Regions from separate parts of the Homo sapiens genome. Here region 1 is linked to region 2. A link is a contact called in ENCODE Hi-C or POLR2A ChIA-PET data. All regions are on one chromosome and are shown on one strand. The core of a region is the stretch at or near the end of the contact, and the rest is flanking DNA. Distances in the headings are between cores, read along the strand shown.

What was found. Hi-C counts contacts between places; a loop is a spot of excess contacts on that map. ChIA-PET counts read pairs that join two places held with the same protein, here RNA polymerase II (POLR2A). Pooled maps may share reads with other maps.
Region 1: a map of posterior cingulate gyrus shows a loop between it and region 2 (2.4-fold over the local background). The contact joins two enhancer-like sites. A Hi-C loop is called at or near these places in 8 of 168 maps with a recorded cell type or tissue (B cell, CD14-positive monocyte, PC-9 and 4 more), 4 of 37 single-sample maps with no recorded cell type and 8 of 50 pooled maps. POLR2A ChIA-PET finds 5 or more read pairs at or near these places in 6 of 52 experiments (A549, CD4-positive, alpha-beta T cell, HepG2 and 3 more).

What each region holds. Positions count from the first base shown.
Region 1 is chr11:35,346,993-35,353,809 of GRCh38, reverse strand. The region is part of intron 1 of SLC1A2 (solute carrier family 1 member 2); the gene reads left to right. Among named protein-coding and RNA genes, the nearest start is that of SLC1A2-AS1, 69 kb to the right of the region's middle. RefSeq lists an enhancer at 5,508-6,009. Within about 2 kb of position 1,354, at least 2 of the 41 ENCODE cell types and tissues checked have a DNase peak (open chromatin) inside an H3K27ac peak, as active enhancers do.
Region 2 is chr11:35,299,458-35,305,847 of GRCh38, reverse strand. It overlaps SLC1A2 (solute carrier family 1 member 2), which reads left to right. Exons shown (of 11, transcript NM_004171.4): 6 at 4,203-4,329. Among named protein-coding and RNA genes, the nearest start is that of SLC1A2-AS1, 21 kb to the right of the region's middle. RefSeq lists an enhancer at 46-135. Within about 2 kb of position 1,252, at least 12 of the 41 ENCODE cell types and tissues checked have a DNase peak (open chromatin) inside an H3K27ac peak, as active enhancers do.

The sequences.
Region 1 (6,817 bases), core at 105-2,604, 48 kb before region 2:
GGCAAAAGCACAATAATAATAAATGCCTAAATACTATTTAACATGCAATTAATTAAATATCAACATGGTCTGTTGATGGTAGAAAGGTGACAAGACTTTCTTCTTTTCTGAAGGTCTAGCTCATGTCCACCCTTGCTATTAGGGATATTTGCCAAGGATCATTGAAAGAAATTTTGATCATCTGAGGTGGGAATTAATCATTTGTCTTCGAGCTCTCTATTAGAGACTCACATATTTTAATGTAGCTAAAATTTATTGGAAACCCTATTGTGCTCTTAATAGGTGATTTAGCAGTGAGGAAACAAGTTCCAATTCTGTTCTCAAGAAGGGTACAGTCTAGTGGGGGATGATGCACATCCATCAATCACACAGATCAACAGGGAGTTAGACTTTTTCAGTTAGGTCAGGGAAGCTTCCTGGAGGAAGCAACATTTGATTCAAGATTGGAAGGATGAGCAGGAGTCTGCTAGGTGAAGAAGAGAAGCTGAGGCATTGCTTCTGTGCATTTGTATGAACGGTTAGGGGAGTGGAAACCTTAAGAGCAAAGAGACAAGAAAAGGAGAATGTCATCCCAACCCCATCTGTCTCTATCAGAAGGTTTCTAAACAGCCACATTCACTCCATTCTAAGTCACCCTTAGTTGTAAATTGCACTCACAATGTAATAATAGTTTTTCAAGTAAAAAGAGACATACTATAGTAGATAAATGTTGATATTGACTATAATATGCATCCCAATTTCAGAAATGTTAAATCTTAAAAAAAAAGCCTATCTTAGAAGCAAGGACATAAGATATCAAAATTCAAAGTCGGTCTTGAAATGATTATTGCTATTATTGTCATTGCTTTTATATTGAGGTCTCTGGTTGTCACTGCTGGGACAGTTTTCATTGGCCATCTCTGCTGCCCAGGCACATGCTTCCCCACCACATTGATAGGATCTCTTGCTTCCTGCTCAAACCTCCCCTCTTTTCTCCCCAGCTCCTTAATTCCCAATCCCTTGAGTTCCCATTGATTTCTCGCATGGTGCAGTTTAGCCATGCATGAACTCACTGCCAACCATCTCAACCTAACCCTCTGAAATGTATCCAGTAAGGTGTATTACAAAACAAGGGCAGCTCTCTCAGTGCAGTGAGCATGCCCTGAGACAGCTTGCAATTCTAGACAGGGGTGAGAATATCAGGAGGAGAAATTGTGCCACTCCTTTGCAGAAGGGAACTGGGGCCTTACTGCTTTCTCAAGAGGCAGCATTGGAATGGCTTCTAGAAAGATGGGCTTGGCCTTGGGATGGTGAAAATGCTCTCTGTCTGTGACCTCTGGGGCTCAGCCAAGGCAGGGATGGATAAAGAACTAACCTGCCCTGCCTGCCAGCCAAAAATAGTGCTAACTGCGTCACAGAGCTTTTGGTAATTAAACCTTCCCTCTGCAGAAAGCTGTGGCTTGGACTGATAAGGGACCGTGGATGTGTTAAGGTAATTCACTCCCAACACTGACATTCTTCACTCAACATCAGAAGCAGGCTGGAAAACTAAGTGGAACTAGATGAAGTTTGAGATTCATAACCAGGGCATGGTATGTAAGTAGCAAAAAGACAGAACATGTGCCAACAAAGTTTCTTATAGATTAAGTAGTTCTTTGTTTTTACTCTGAGTCATATGGACTTTTTTCCTTTTTGGTCAGTCAGCTTAGTTAGCAACTTTGTTTCTGATCATAAAAATGCTTCATTTTTGCTGTAGAAAGTTGGAAACATAAAGGAAAGAAGCAATAAGGAAGTAAAAACCCATCCATCATCTTATCATTCACAGATAGCCACTAGGAACCTTTTGTGTCCACTTTTTTCTCGATGCAATGTACAATTTTTATAAAATTATGATCAGGGCCAGATGCGGTGACTCACGCCTGTAATCCCACCAATTTGGGAGAATGAGGTGGGTGGATCATGATGTCAGGAGTTTGAGACCAGCCTGGCCAATATGGTGAAACCCCGTCTCTACTAAAAATACAAAAATTAACAGGGCGTAGTGGCATGCACCTGTAGTCCCAGCTACTCAGGAGATTGAGGCAGGAGAATCGCTTGAGCCTGGGAGGAGAGGGTTGTAGTGAGCCGAGATTGTGCCACTGCACTCTGGCCTGGGCAACAGAGCAAGACTCTGTCTCAAAAAATAAATAAATAAATAAAAATAAAAAATAAAATAATAATCAGAGTATATCTGCAGTTTTCTGTCTTACCTTTTAAATGTACACACAATATACTCCCAATCATACTGTATCTGATGGGGTCATTCAATATTACTTGAAAACCAGACTGTTTTTAGCTTATAAACCTCCTTAGGGCCTGAGCTGAGTGGGGTGAAGTATCTGGGAGAACACACGTCCATGTCAGTAGGAAAGTGCTCTGGTCTGGAGTGTTCTTCAGACAGGATCCATGGTCCCAGGAGAAACTGACATGCTGTCTGGGAAAGCAGAGATGTTCTGGTCATTTTGGGAGGCAGAGAAGGAGTGGGAAGTTCACTGGGGAGAGCATTATGCAGAGAGAAGAGCATGGGCTCGTAAGTAAAGCATTCCTGGCTTGGATTCTGTCTCTGGCACTAATCAGTTGCCTGATCATGGTTAGCCTACCTAATCCTCTAAACCTCAATTTTCTCACTTATAAAGTGGGACTAATGGTATTATGTATTTCACTGGGTTATTGGAGGATAGTACCTGACTCAGAGTAAGTACTCAATGAATGTTAGCCATCATTAGTATATTATTTTTATTAATCTCTCCAACAAGGACTGGGTCAGCTGATTCTATTGGATGAGGATAGTGGGTAGATGGGTTCACTCTTTAAGATAATCTTTAAAAGGAAGTAAAAATATTGGTGGCTTTTAGTATTAATATGTTCTCTCAGAGAGAAGGTGTATTTAAAGTTTAGGGGAGTCAGAAGAATGAAATCTTAAGGCTCCTTCCATTTCATTTTCCAGACCATGAATTGAGGACACTTCAGTGCCTGGTAGGAGATTTGGGTTCAGACCAACAAGCAGCTCCAATCTCAGCCCAGGCATCTTCCTAATCAGGCTTGATGGGCAGCTGCAGCTATAAGTATTTAAATAAATCATCAAAGGGTTTGTTGCATCAGCCAAGCTTTTTAGAGTCCCAAATTTAAAAGCTGAGATAAAATCTTATCTTGCTGTGTCTTTACGGAAGGATCCCCAGATACCTGGGGTTAAGGTCTGGCTCAAGTCAGGACCTAGGAAGCAGCATATGTTGACTGGAGAGACCTGGGTTTGAATCCCAGCTGTGCATGTTATTAGTTATATGACCTTGGGCAAGATTCACAACCTTAGCCCTTCTTTACCTTCTCACCCTAATCTGGGGTAAACATTTGTACCTTTTGGGGTTGTTGCAAGGATTAAAAGAGGCAAACTCTGTGACAATGCCTAGCTCCATGCTGGACTTAATATAAATGCTCAATAAATTTTGACACCATCTTCTATCCCCCATATCCTACAAGATAAAACAAGACAGAATGAGAAAGTGCTTAGGTTTCTTCATCTGTAAAAAGGTAATTGGAAAAAGAAAATTAAAGGCAGAAGCTCACTCAGCCTCTAGGGTCTGGGAGATGTCTTCTTGTTGTTTAAGTTTTAGTCTGTACTTTCTAAAAACCAGTAGTGGGCCTCTGGCATTTCCTGGCACATCTTAGCAGATAGGTATTGAATATATACCATGTGCCACAGTACTGCGCCCTTTGTATGGGTGATCTCATACAGTGCTTTCATTTCATGGAGGAGAAAAACTGAGGCTCAGAGACATGAAGAAACTCACCCAAAGTTTCTTAGCTGTTAAGTGGTGGAGCTGGGATTGGTACCTAGGTCTCTCTGTCTCGGAGCCCGTGTTTGTAACTACCCCGAACATAGGTCTCTAACCATATAGGACTCCTACTCCTTGCTGGAAAACATAAGTACAAAACAGACAAGAATGGCCTTTTCAATTACTAAACTGTAAGCCCCCTGAGCCCAAAGACTGTGTGTTCCCCGCTCAATCCCCTCCCAGGCATGCAGCTAATAGGAAACCCTGGAGACATACTGGGAATCTAAGAATCTGGGTTAGGATTCCTTTGAAATGCAGATGTCCTGTGAGAAGTAAGCACCTGATTTCTTATATACCTGAGTTCATTAGATACTTATCTTTGATATGGGAGAGAGTAGAGCTTTCTCAGATACCTGGGTGGCTAGCTGCAGCGAAAGGACTGAAAATCTGGAGGGGAAGAGCTCTTCTCTCTCTTTATTTTCTCACTAACGGAAGGGAGTAAAAGGCAGAGGAAGTGGGTCTGAGATGAGGAAGACAGTACCACAGGGTTCATAAGATGTACACATCAGAATTCCTGGCTTGCAGGCCCTGGGCATTGGCTGGACAAGGTTTGTTGGTCTCTAGGGCACAGAAAGAATCTATGCCTCCGAGGATTCATAGAAAATTACCACTTCCTCTGTCATTATCTTTTATTTATTATTCTCTGTGATCTGTTGGTCTTTGATTCCCTTTGTATTTTTGATTCTTTTGTGATTCTCCCTTTCGATTTGGCGCTGGTTTTTACCCTGATCTCATCTGTATCGTCCACACCTCAATGCAGGCTTCCCGCGCCCCTGCCCGGGCTCCCGCAGTGCCCCCATCTACATCCCTGCCTCCAGTCTTGTTCATTGCTGCTGCCAGATTCACCTCCCTCTATGTCCACCTGTTTTGGAACCTTGCCACTCCCATCCTGCTCTGAGCTTTTGCTCTGTATTTCCTCTGCCTGATGTATCCTCTCCCCTTTCCTCTTCCAACCAAAAGAAAGTCTACCTATAGCCTTCCAAACTCAGCACACATCCTTCTCCTTTGGGAACCTGTTCCCAATGATTCCCTCAATTTCTCTGTCTTTTTTTTTTTTTTTTTTTTTGAGACCAGGTCTCGGTCTGTCGCCCAGGCTGGAGTGCAGTGGTGTGAGCTCGGCTCACTGCAGCCTCCACCTCCTGGGTTCAAGCAATTCTCCCACCTCAGCCTCCCGAGTAGCTGGGATTTACAGGGGTGAGCCACCACGCCTGGCTAGTTTTTGCATTTTTAGTAGAGACAGGGTTTCACCATGTTGGTCAGGCTGGTCTGTAACTCCTGACATCAGGTGATCTATCCGCCTCAGCCTCCCAAAGTGCTGGGATTACAGGATGAGCCACCATGCCTGGCCTCTGTCTTCTTAATTCTAGTAGTGCTGATGTGTGCCTACATCAGCTGGTCATGTGCTTCCTCCCCTCTGCTTAGGGCATTGTTTACCTCTTGGACATGACTTCTCACCTGTTTGCTTTCCTCCCATCTATGTCAGGAGTTCTTTAAATTTAATATTTCTTCTTCATTTATTGAGTATCTGCTACATGCGAGCACCCTATTGAGGGTTGAGAAACAAAGAGGAATTATTAGGTTTGCTCATCAATAAATAATTGAGGTGAGACCCTTAGAAATGTGTGTCCATTGGCCTGCTTCAATTTTAGACAGTTTTTTCACCAACTCCAGGGGAGGCCAAGCCAAGCATGCCTCTGGCTCTTGCATTCCACATGTCTCTTATTAAAAACAGATGGCCCAGGACTGCTTTGGCCATTGCACCAGTTGACAGGCCTGTTCCTGGGGAGGCTCTGCTTATGAATTCTAGAATCCTTTAGCTGCATTAGTAACAATTCCTCCTGCAGAGCAATGAGGGGATAGTGTCTGTGGGCTGGGCACTTTCCATGAATAAGAAAGGCCTGAATTCAACCCAGGTGCCGCCCAGACTTGTCACATGGAGCTTGGCCTCAGGCAAGGCCAAAATGGGAAGCTAGCTTCAGAGGAAGAGGTCCCTTCTGCCACTTCTGAATTCCTGAAGCTCACAACAACCAGCTTCTTTGTCCTCATTTTTCTTAGGAACAAATGTATTCATTTAACAAACATTTGTGGCTGAGTGTGGTGGCTCACACCTGTAAACTCAGCTCTTTTGGAGGCCAAGGCAGGAGGATTGCTTGAGGCCAGGAGTTTGAGACCAGCCTGGGCAACATGGCAAGACTTCATCTGTATTTTAAAAAATTGCTGAGCACAATGATCTCTGTTTTCCCAGTGCCTGCCTGGCTCAGGGCCTGGCACCGAGGTAAATACAACTGCTGCTCTAAATAAGCTCATCTCTAAGAAATGAAATGAATGCAAACTATTGAAAGCAAGGAAGGCAAATACGGGCATGCATATGTCCACTTCTTAATTTTGTGTCCACGGCAGATACTGCTAATTAATCATAGAACTCATTCACTTTGAATCTGGATTTAAGTGAAGATTCAGCCTTGGAATCCTTCTGAAAACATTGCTCCAGCAGCCACTATCAGTGATTTGGACTTTGCCCATGAGATGAAATCTGCTTGTGATCCTTTTTCTGGTCTTTAAAGTGGTCCAAATGCCACTGGAAGTGGGGAGCAGGGGTTCAAAACAGCAAGTATATTGAATTACCATGTCTGTCCAGAGCAGACTAGGAGACTCCATTCATGGGAGTGTCCAAAAGTAACACCGCTATTGCAGAAGCCCTGACCATTGCTCCTTCGCACTTCTTCTCGCTCTCATGGCTCCTTTCTGTCTGACTTTTGTGGACTCCTCTTCCTCCTCATACCCCTCAGAAGTGGCTGTTTTGCAGGGTTAAACTCTTATCCCTCCCAAACTCTTTTTTCTTGTCTGTTTTCTCAGTTGGAGAGCTAATTTCTTCCCTCAGCTTTTTCTAGCTTTTTAAAGTAGTTAACTGTCAAATCTGTATCTTCAGAGATGTCTTTTTCCAAAGTCTAAACTCCTCCCTTTGG
Region 2 (6,390 bases), core at 3-2,502:
AAAAAAGGAGGGAGCTCACCGTCATTGGGCACATTCCCTGACTCTCTGTGTGGTGTTAGAAAGTCACTTTCTCTGACTCTCTGTGTTATTAAGTGACACATCCATTGCTTTCGTTTCTTAAGCATTTTTTAAAAGCTGCCCCCATGTACTGGTGCTGTGCTAGGTGCGGGGGCTGGACCACCACAGCCCTTAGTCTGCAAACAAATGCAATGCTACCAGGATTGTAAAGTGTTGGAGTAGGTACCAAGGGAGCTTTACAGATTATCTTGTTATCTTGTTTTACTTTCTGGGATCCCAGTGAGCCCTTTCTCCTAGCCCAGTACCTTCTTAGCATGCCATCCTAGAGGTTTTTGGGCTCTGCAGTTGGGCAGACCTGGGTTTGGATCCAGTATGGGCCACTTACTGGTTATCTGACCCTGGGCAAGTTACTCCATTTCTCTGAGCCTCATTTGTAAAATGGAAATAGGATTGGCATCTATTTTGTAGATTACTGTGAGGATGAAATGTGATTGTGCATATAGGGCACAGTAGCACATGCCATGTGCTCTCTCCGTATGAGCTGTGATCATTATTCAAAGTGGGTGGAGAGCTGAGGAGTTCAGTAAGAAAATACCTCCATGAGGGACAGAGGTTTATTACCATGTGAGCGGCTCTAGTCTGCCCAGTTTGCTCCCCTCCCACTCAGTGGGTCCACTCCCTTCCGTAACCTCCATCCATCACTAGAATGGTGTCCCCGAGACAGGAAATAGGGGCATTTGGCCAAAACCTGGGAGAAATGGTGAATCTGGATGGATGAAGTATGTTTATTTATCCAAGCACAATTTCTAAAGGTTTGGATGACAGCTACTTAGAGATGAATGAGCTCAGTAGTCCTTTCACGTTGTCATCTGAAAGATCACATGGCCTTGTCTCCTTAGTTGGGTTGTCAGATAAAATACAGAATGCCTGGATAAATTTGAATTTTAGATAAAAAGCAAATAGTTTTTTAGTGTAAGTCACAAATATTGCATGGGACATAATAATACTAAAAAAAAAGTATTCATTTTTTACCTGAAATTCAAAAAGTAATTGAGTGTCATGTTTGTTTGTTTGTTCCAAATTTGGTAAGCCTACTCCTTAGCCATCTAGAATGGTAGAGAGAAAGAGGAGAGAGAGGGAGCAGAATTGCACAGTCACTGAGAAGCAGAAGCAGATCTTTTTTGTTTGGCTTGGCAGGAAGCAGGTTGGATGAGTGAGAGTGAGGGAAGAGATGAGCTGACTAGGTTGCTGGGCAATGGAAGATCAATAAACATTGTTTAACAACCAGTGGGAGGTGAGAGGTGGAAGGAGCGAGGAGTAGGAAGGAGAGTTCCTCTGGGGAGATTTTGCAAATATCCCCAGCACCCACCACCGAGCAGCTCTTCTCCCTCACTGTCCAGCTATCTATGTTCCTTTCAGGTCCTTCCTAACTCCCCCATGGTCTTTTCTGGTGGGTCATAACTTAAAACACCCAACCCCCTTTTGTCAAAGTGTTCCTCAGTCTTCTCCATACTCAGGAGGAGCTTGAGGCCATGAACAATGGGGCCAGGGCTTTGGAGTGAATCATTCAAAGACTTTCCTGGTTGTTTCCAGAGTCTTGGTGGATTCTGGGAAGTCACAGGACCTTTGGCTCTACTGGGGAGTTTCAACACAACTCACTACTCTGTAACCCCAGCGGCCAAGTCCAAGAGGGTTTTGTTCAGATGCAACACCCCCGTTCCAGTGAGCAATTTCAATTAGGCAATGTTTACAAAGAAAAATTACAAGCTGAATACGGTTTCCATCCAAGTGCAGATCAAGGCTCTGGAAAGCCAAGGGAAGTTAGACTGTTGAGAAACTTCCCATTTACAAATCATGGCTGAAATAAGGTTCTTTCCACGGTCTTCTGAGGGTGGAGATAGTGGCTTTTTTATTTGTTTGTTTTGCTGTCTTTCTGTTTTTTGGCTTTGGAAAGTCCCGAGGATTAAGCACTTGCAATAAGTGAAGATACAACCCCAGCTCTTGCCTCCCACTTCTTTAAGGAACCATTTCTCTCCTAAAAAACCTCCAGAAACAATTCTGGTCTCCACCCTCTCCCAACTGCTTAAATCAACTCCAACTGTTCCTTTAAAAACCTATCTCTCATAGATATGGCCAGTTTCTGCTGACACTGAATGGAGCTTTTTTTATTCCAGTTCTTTGGGACCTTGATACCTCGGGCATTTTCTCTTAATTTCAAATGAAATTAACCAAGTAATATGAGCTATTCTCAGCCAGAATATTCAGATTGATTCTCTTTGACCTCCCACGTAGCAGACTCCTCTCCATGGGCTTGAGAGAAGGACTTGGGAATGGCCTGAAATTGATTTTGTACATTACTGCGGAACTAGTTCCCTCTGTCCTGGATCTAATCTTCCCTAAGCCTTTGTCTTTCCAGACCAATAACTTACTTGTGAAGTCATTTGTCAAGCTTTCTAGCTGAGAGCAAAAAGAGGAGATACTAAATGTGAAGTATTAGTAACCCCAAGTGCAAGTGATGGATTCTTTTTGCTGAAGATAGAAAGGATCCAGCAAAGGGTAGTTAGACAATCTGGGTTGATATGTGCTTGGTGTAAAGAGGTTAGTGGGTTAGATGACTAGGGAAAGAGTAAAGTCAAAGGTTCAGAGAGAAGGAATTTTGTTATAAGAGAATCAAATTATAATGCTAAAATTTACTGAGTATGGGTTAAGACTTTAGGCATAACTGGACACCATAGGAAACTGGATATAATAGGGAGGGACTGGAAATTAGGACTGCCAAATTGAGCAGGTTAGGTGTGGAGAAGAGGAGGAAAGAGAAGATGGCTCATACTTCAGAGTCAGAGAACAAGTCAGGTGGGGAAGCAAAGTCCTGTAGCCAAGGACATAGCAACACTGATTTATAGAACATGTAAGTAGTAAGAACTGAGACCTCAAGAATGGCAATACTAGATCAGGGGTCAGAGGTCAGGGAGCACATGGGGATTGGAAATTAGAAATCCAGATAGCCCCCAGGCAGTACTGGAAACACCTGTAAGCCGCACAATGTGCCCCAGTCCCTGGATGCGTTGGAGTGAGACTGCAGGCCTGAGCGTGAGGTACCGAGGGAGAGAATGGAAGGGACCAACAGGAGTGGTAGGAAGAGCAAAGCCAGGCCTAGCCTTGGAGGAACTAAAGTGTAGGGCAGATTCCCAGGATCTCAGGCACAGGGGATGAGGTAAAGCCAACACAGAAGTAAGACTCATGGTTGGGTATTGGAGTTGGTCCAAGACCTAGTGCAATGTGATGCTGACATGAAGAGGGCAGAGATGAAGCTCCTTAAATCTTTCCTGGGGTTAGGATTGACCCCAAAGGCTGATGTGAGGCTGGACTTAGATACAAGTCAAGAATGTCAAGTAAAGGAAGAAAAGAGTGGAGGGACTAGGAACTAGCAAAATCTGACAGTGAATCTATATTCTGTCTTTATGATCCTGAAAAAATAAATAAAATTAAAAAAGCATTCTAACCATTTCAATCATGAAAATAATTATGACAAATTCATAAATAACAGATTACATTTAAAAAAACTGGATAAAATGGAATTTCGGATTCCTTATTGTTTTCCCTTTGATTTTTCAGTATTTTTTTCTCCCTGTCATTTTATGTGTGTAGTAATAAAAAATAATTTTACATATAGGATTTTGTAAGAGTGAAACATACCAGCCATGCATTGATTTGGGATAATACCAAAACAAGCTAGATGTAACTCTAGCAAAGAATTTATTGGCTAATTGGCCTCTGCTATTCCAATATTGGCTCCAAAGTTTGTATGATAATCCCCAAGTCCCAACAGGCTTTTCCTCGTTAATCTGTGTAATAAAGGAATCTGCTTACACATGATTTCATAAGTGAGGGGAGGGAAAAGAGAGCACCTTTTAGTTTGGAATGAAAATGAATACATTTTCTTCAAGGACCTAATGCTGCTTACAGTTTAACTTGCTCATGTGGAAAGTGTTCAAGAAATCCAAAATTATCCAGGGGAAAGTTACATTCAGTATCAAATATAATGCTTTGTTCTTTTAATGTCTAATTCATAGGGTAACCAGCAGTGAGAACATGGCTCCATACATTGGGAATGGTAAAGAATGAGGGAGAAAAAGTACATTTTTTGTAATTTGTCCTTCTATGTAATGTGATTCATCCAACAGGTCTGATAGGGTTTTTCATTGCTTTTGGCATCGCTATGGGGAAGATGGGAGATCAGGCCAAGCTGATGGTGGATTTCTTCAACATTTTGAATGAGATTGTAATGAAGTTAGTGATCATGATCATGTGGTAAGTGGCCTTGTTCTTACTTCTTAGCAGTGGGTTGAGAAAGCCTTGGGGTCCCCAGAGGATACTGGAGCTCTCCCTGCAGGAAAAAGTTGGCATGGGCTGATCAAATGTCTTTCCAGAAAGACTTTGAGAAAGGGATGAAAATATCTTTTTTGGAGCTTCCCCTAGAACAAGTGTAGACAAATTATGCCCCTTGGGCCAAATCTAACCTACTCTCTCTTTTATATGGCCAGCGAGTTGAGAATGGGTTGTATATTTTTATGTAACTGTCTTAGTTGGGTTGCCATAACAAAATACCAAAGACTGAGTGGCTTAGAAACAACAGAAATTTCTTTCTTATGGTTCTGGAGGCTGGAAGTTCAAGATCAGGGTGCCAGTATGGTTGGGTCTGATAAGGGGCCTTTTCCAGGTTGCAGACCAACTTCTCATTGTATCCACAGTTAGAAAGATATTTATTTATTTTTATTTGAATTTTATTCTATTGTAATTTTTTTGAGACAGGGTCTGACTCTATCACCCAGACTGGAGTGCAGTGGTGTGATCATGGCTCATCGCAGGCTCGGCCTCCCTCACTGTAGCTCAAGTGATCCTCCCACCTCAGCCCCTCAAGTAGCTGGAACTACAGGTGCACACTACCATGCCCAGCTAATTTTTGAAAATTTTTTATAGAGACGAGGATTTCACTATATTACCCAGGCTGATCTCAAACTTCTGGGCTCAAGTGATCTTCCCACCTAGGCCTCCCAAAGTGCTGGGATTATAGGCATGAGCCACCTCGCTCAGCATGAAAAGAGATTCAGAAAGCTCTCTGGGGTCTCTTTTACACAGTCATTGTCTTTCCATCTATTATAACAAAATACCTTAGACTGGGTAATTTATAAACAATAGGAATTTATTGCTCACCCTTCTGGAGGCTGGCAAGTCCAAGATCAAGGTACTAGCAGATTTGGTATCTGTGGAGGGCCTATTCCTCGTAGTTGGCACCTTTGTGTGTGCTCTCACATGGTAGAAAGGGAAAACAGGCTCCCTCGAGCATCTTTTATTAAGAGCACTAATTCCATTGAAGAGGGCACAGCCCTCATCACCTAATCATCTCCCAGATGGTTCACCTCTTAACACCACTGCCCTGGGAATTAAGTTTCAACATAAGAATTTGGGGGACATATGAATTCAACTTATGAATTGCAGTTTTTGCCATTACTTTCAATGGGAAAAACCACAGTTACTTTTGCACCAACCTAATAATTAACTTGCCTAAGATGATTATAGCTAGGGAGAGGAAGAGCTGTAGTTCATATTGGTATCAAAACCCTTGATGCATAAGCAGGTAGGTTTTTTGGTTTGGATCGTCTAAGCAATATTGTTTCCCCTTTATTTCACATGTGTTTATAGTCAGTGACTCTGAAATCTAGGGGAGCCTAGGAGAGCATGAGTATCTATTCTCTCATTGTGGAAGCTCTGTCATCTTCAATCATTGGAAACTTTTGGTGTCCCATATCCATCAGACAGAAAGCTTTTTACTTGCATTTGTTTCAGATCTCTAGGATGGTCCTGTATGTCTGCCTAGAAAAAAATAAAACCACTCTTAGACCAAGTCATACCTGTGTTCTCTTTTCCACAGGAATTCTGGGTTACCTATTCCCCATCTCTGCATGTTCCAGGCCTACCCACCTTCTTTGCCAAACTTCTTCTGATCCTTTTCCACTTTTCTGTAGGTGTCTTTCGTGGAAATTCCAGCTGCTTTTTCTCTTCCTCCTTTTCTTGTCTCCCACCCCACCTCACAAGGGCAAAAATCTGTTCTTTTTTATCTCCACAGAACCAAACATGGTGATGTGCCTGTAGTCAATTGTTACTAAAACTTTAGGAACGAGTGGGATAGCTGATAACTCCAAGATTTCAGATCAAGAAGATGCTCCTCACTATTTCATGAACCATATTTAACAGACCTGGCTTGTTCAGATCATTGTTTTACGGTGCTTTTAAAACACAGAAAGGATGCTAGTGAAATAACATCATGTTCTCTTTTATGATTGTACTGAACCCTCAGCTTCTCAGGCAATG